Linked DNA regions of Mus musculus: region 2 is linked to region 1. A link is a contact called in ENCODE Hi-C or POLR2A ChIA-PET data. All regions are on one chromosome and are shown on one strand. Each heading gives the region's core, a stretch centred on a gene start or an enhancer-like site at or near the end of the contact. The rest is flanking DNA. Distances are from core to core; before and after follow the strand shown.

Region 1 (2,700 bases), core at 120-2,619:
CTGAGTTCGAAGCCAGCCTGGTCTACAGAGTTCCAGGACAGCCTGGGCTACACAGGGATACCCTGTCTCGAAAAACCAAAAAAAAAAAAAAAAAGAAAGAAAAGAAAAAAAAAAAGAAAAGAAAAGAAAAGAAAAAGTGCTGTTGCATCAACGGAGAAACTGTCAAGACTCATAGTAATGAAGACAGGCAGACGTGGCTCCATCCTTGACTCTCTGTGAAGGTGAGGGCCCAGTGCTAGTACAGATATTGGCTCATATCACAAGCACTGGTATAGGCCTTCTAGCACAGAAGTAATAATCCAAAACACTTGCCTTTAGCTCTTAGCCTTTGGGATGAGGAACAAAGAGTCAGTAGAAATGTCAGAGGAGAGTCATCAGACAGTAACGAGTGCCTCTCCGATATCTCTGCTCACAGATGAGGAGGAAGTATTAGGAGAGACATTTGGCTGTGGTTAGGAAAGACTGTATCCTAAAGGCTGAGCCAGAGAGGCCTAAGTGTGGACCTGGCCTGTTAGGGGTAAGGAGGGTGAAGTCTGGTGAGAGAGCTGGGAGGTGAAGTCTGAGGCAGACTTCTTCCCTGGGATCCTCCAACTGCTGGGCTTGAGGTGCAGAGGGAGTCTGAGGGTGCTGAGGCTGTCATGGCTGTGGTGTCACCGTGGGGTGGGGAAGAAGGGCTGGTCCTGAGTCCGGTGGAAGTTAGATCAGACAAAGGAATGTGATCAGGAACGCACTGAAGGTTGGCCTCAGGTGGGAATGATTTATTCACTATCAGACAGAGGTGTGTTAGGTGTGTGGTGTGTGTATGTCTCTGTGTGTGTATGTGGTTTGATGTGCGTGTGGTGTGTGTAGTGTTATGTTGTGTGATGTGTATGTGTGGTGTGTGTAGTGTGTGTGGTGTGTGTAGTGTGTATGTAGTGTGTCATGTGTGTATGAGGTGTGTGTGTATGTGTATGGTGTGTATAGTATGTGTGTAGTGTGTATAGTGAGTGTGTGGTGTGTATGTGGTATGTCGTGTGTGTGTCGTGTGTATGAGTGTGTGGTGTGTAGTGTGTGTGTATGTGGTGTGATGTGTGTGTGTGGTGTTATTGTTGTTTTCTCAGATAGGACCTTTGGAGCTTGAGACGCACCTTAAATGTCTCGATGGTGGTGTCCTGGGGACAGCTGAATGTCAGTGTTGGGGATGTGGGGACATTGAGGGGTTACCACTGTGGAACCATTCCCTTGAATGCAATTACTAAGGCGTGGGGGTGGGGGAACTCAGGAGAAAAGACTCAGGGCAAAGGTAATGGACTCTATGGACCAGAAGCAGGAGACTTGGAGGTGCTCCAGCGAGCCAGCAGGGCAATCGGTGTCATGAACCTCCTGGCCGGAGGCGGCAGCAGCGGGCGGAGGAGCCGGTACAGTGTATCAGCGGCGGCGAACTACAGTGTAGCCAGCCGGTCCGGTACAATGTAGCGGCAGCCAGGTAAGCCAGAAAGCGGTCTCTGTAGGTGTCGGGGGGGTCTGGTGGGAAAGCAGGCGAGGGTCCAGATCTCAGCATGCAATCGCCACTGGTCGGACTCCGGGATCGGGCTTCTGACCCACGCACTCATGGTGCAGAACTGGCAGAGGCCTCAAGCAAGACGTCCAGCTCCCGGCTGCCGCCTGCTGGCTCTCCGCTGTGCGCAAGGCCTTGGTGACCTCATTGGTCCCCGCAGTACGTAGGGCAGAGCTTAGCGTCCACAGATGCCGACCCCCACCCCCAATCACCGGGTGGCTTCAGAGCCTGAGTATGGGACTCCCGGCCCAAGGACCCGCAGGGACTCGCCTTCTGCTATGTTGAGCTTTTCTGAGCCTTCGGTTTCACAACTATGAAATGGGTGAGGAAGGTCGTAGAGACCTGCCCCAGTGGGGACAGTCGCATCCTCAGAATGAATTCACGTTATAGCGGGTAGAAATGTGAGGTGCGCTTTGTTGCGCCTTCTGGGGTAGTTGAGAATTATTAACACTGGTCCTGCTTGGCCTGGATTGCCTGTCCATCCTTTTTAAGGGTGTGAGCAAATAGGATGTACTTTGGACTCCTGTGGCCCTTGGACTAGCACTTTTTGGTGGCTAAAGTAACACACCGGAGGCGGGCTCTTATTCACCATAATCTGTCTTGAACTTTCACCCAGTGCCTCTGATGTACCACAGACCCTTGGTCTTACTCTGAGGGTTTCAGTTGTCAAGTTGTAATTATTATTCGATTTAGGAGAGACCTCTGCAGGGGCTGGATGGAACAGTTTTCTTTTTTTTTTTTTTTTTTTTTGTCCTTTCTTGAGTATCTTTCCTGAGGCCAACCACGGATTCTGGGTGCAGATCTCTGTAAGGCTGGTGGGGAAATAGGAGATGGGGTCCTACTCAAAGCCGGCTGTTGCTTCCTGCAGCCTGGGCTGGGCTGAGGTGCTGTCTATTCGTACTCAGCTGAAAGAGCAATATGGTTCTCCAAACTGGTTCCAGACAAACCAGGAAGATGGGTTAAATGGCTCCATTGCTTAATTCATTCCTTGCTTTTGTTCCTGGTCAGGTGGTGGCAGTGCCAGTCAGGACATACATAAGGGAGCCATTTTCCTGGGAAAGGTAGCCCAGAGGAGAGTGGAGGGCAAGCTCTGGTCAAGGTCTCCCTGTCCCTCTGACTATATTCTAAACCATCGGGAGGTTTCCAGAGAAGGCGTCTGGAAG
Region 2 (2,700 bases), core at 59-2,558, 35 kb after region 1:
TGTACAATCAAGCTGTTCTTAGGAATGTCTTAACAACAGCCCTGTCTGTTCTGCTTTGTTCTCAGCCCCAGGCCACGGGCTCATAGACAACTCTTTTACATGAATCACAAGATACAAAATCTCATTTTCTTTTATCACCATCTCCCACTCCAGCGCGGTATGGTGAGGCGGGAGGGATGCCTCGGCACATCCCTTTCCCTGAGTTATCAGCCACAGGACAGGTATAATGTAGAACAGTTTATTTGGGGGCATGGGAAGGGAGTTGAGAAGGGAGTAGAGGCAGTCAAAGAGAGAAAAGAGAAGAGGAGAGGAGAGGCTGGCCAGGAACCCGTGGAGAGGAGGAAGGAGGGAGGAGTTGGGGAGAGAGGGAGAAAGGGGTCAGGGAGAGAAGAAAGTCTGAGAGAGAGAAGGGGAGAAGGGGCAGAGAGAGCGAAGACATGGAGGGGGGTATGGGAGTAGGGGTCGGGTTGGGAGGGAACAGACCCTTTTATAGCAAGCCAGGCCTTGTTGCTAGGTAACCGTTGGGCGGAGCATAGAAGGACTGCTAACACTATGGGTGACAATGGTCTTCTCCCGGGCATCTGTACCTTTGAAATGTAGTCAAGGTAGAATCTGAGTACACGCAGATGCCACGTGTGTCGTGGACAGCCCCACTGTCCAGAAACTGGTTCATCCTGAACACCCACACCTCCCTAATGCCAAGTCCAAATTGCTAGTCCGCACAACTGCAGGCAAATCAAAACTGGGGTGACTCTATATACCAACCAAGTGCTCTCCCGCAGAGCAATGCCACAGGCCCTCACGCTGCTCCAGACCGTCCCGTCGCTCCCTGCGCATCCGCAGGAATAAAAATGTTGTTAAGTAAAATTAAACAAGGGTCTATGACGTGGATCAATGAGACAAGTCGTGCACCAAATAACAGTTCCTTTGTTCACGATAGGTCTCGAACCACATCTAGTCTGGATGTAAAATACCGGGAGCACCTCCAACCGGTAATACTAGTACCCTCAACCAGGGAGAAGTAGCCTCAAAATTTAATTACGTGAGCCGCGTTACCCCGAGGACCCACCGAAGCCATTGATGTCGTTGACAATGCAAAATTTAAAATACGTCTAAAGGCCCTTGGTGTCTAGGTCAAGTTGGCCGCGGACCATCCGCCATCAGCTGTCAGGCAGCGCGAAGCGACACTCGGGTTCAGGATCCTAAGGAGCACGGCCGCGAACCAGACACCCAAAGAGAGGTCCGAGCCGATGCGGCGGCCAGCTGCGCACGCGCGCCCCCGAGGGCGTGGTGCACTATGATCCGCCTGCTGCGCGTGCGCGCGCCCAGGGGGCGGCGCGAGGTCAGGGCCGGGGGATGTTACTGCGGCTGGTGGGGGCGGCGGGCAGTCGAGCCCTGGCCTGGCCTTTCTCCAAGCTGTGGCGATGTGGCGGATGCGCAGGGAGCGGCGGGACGGTCTGGAGCAGCGTGAGGGCCTGTGGCATTGCTCTGCAGGTGAGCAGGGCAGCGCTGGGGCCACGGGTTCCGGGCGGCGTGGCGGGGGCCGCGCTGGGCGTCGCGGTGACGTCATCGGCCTGCGGCTGGGCCGGGCGCAGCGTCTTCCCGATTTCTGCCTCCGACTCCACTAGTGTCTACCTACGGCTGATCGGAACACTTGAGCGGGTGCGATCTAGCCATTATCCAGTTAGCTATTGCAGGGCCCCACTTAAAAGGTAGTAGCCTTTATTCATTAAGGAGGCGTAGGTCTCCATACTAAGCAGAGAAAGATGGCCACCATGGAATTCCCGCCACTGATGCTTCATTTTTTAGATAGTTTAGCCTTACTAGATATTTTATCACCCCTCACAGGTACATCTGCCAGTAGTAAGGAGGCTCACCACGGCGAAAGGGAATATCCATGCAGATTATCCATCTTCAAATAAATGCGTGTTACCATCACAGGGGCCATACAGCCGTTCTTCCTCAATTCAGTTTTGGTCTTGTTCCCTCTTAATATGACAGTAGTGTGGTGTAACGGTCCATGAGCAAATGTCCATTTACCCCAGCTAGGGCACTCACGATAGGTCAAAATGATTCCATTCCTCTAGCTTTGTGAACCAGTGAGCTTATTGGAATTAAATATGGCCGCACCGGGGAAGGTTACTTAACAGGAGTGACTCAAAAGCAGTTTCATCGATGAAAGGCTCACATACAGGTCACAACGCAAGGCGAACCTACAGTCAGTACCACTGAAGAGGCTCCCTCCCCTCAGCAGTTCTTTCCTGCCTGTAGAACTTTGGGTCTGGGGGCCCGTGGATTTTTTTTTAAGCTTCTGAGCATAAGGTTTATGGGGCTTCTTGAGGCTTAAGAGCTTCCCTCTCTGTAGGGGGGAATCTCTGGGTTTGGAGGAGGTAGCTGCACAGTGGGTCGGGAAAATGCCCTCAGGTTTGTTTCTAGTGCTGTGCATTGCACAGTCATTTCAGGTCATGTCGCACATCCTGTTCCGGTGGGTGACCCGTTGAAGATCAGTCATATAGTGATTGTTATAGACAGTTCTGAGTTGCTGTGGGCCAGTGTCTTTGTGAAAGAAGTACATTGGATGGACTTTGACTTGGTTGGGTGGCTTTTCGTGGCGAGACATCAGAGTGCCCACTCACCCTAGACAGAGCACTGGTAACAGACCAAAGAAAGGTGTTGTGTGACACTGCTCTTAGGGAACAA

The links. Hi-C counts contacts between places; a loop is a spot of excess contacts on that map. ChIA-PET counts read pairs that join two places held with the same protein, here RNA polymerase II (POLR2A).
Region 2: a map of heart shows a loop between it and region 1 (7-fold over the local background). The contact joins the promoter of Afg3l1 here to the promoter of Def8 in region 1. A Hi-C loop is called at or near these places in 6 of 37 maps with a recorded cell type or tissue (heart and left cerebral cortex). POLR2A ChIA-PET finds 5 or more read pairs at or near these places in 4 of 5 experiments (Patski and embryonic stem cell).

Annotation. Positions count from the first base shown.
Region 1 is chr8:123,441,587-123,444,286 of GRCm38, forward strand. Def8 (differentially expressed in FDCP 8) reads left to right here and starts at 1,370. Exons shown (of 12, transcript NM_054046.5): 1 at 1,370-1,465.
Region 2 is chr8:123,476,554-123,479,253 of GRCm38, forward strand. Afg3l1 (AFG3-like AAA ATPase 1) reads left to right here and starts at 1,309. Exons shown (of 17, transcript NM_054070.3): 1 at 1,309-1,494. The coding sequence starts at 1,357.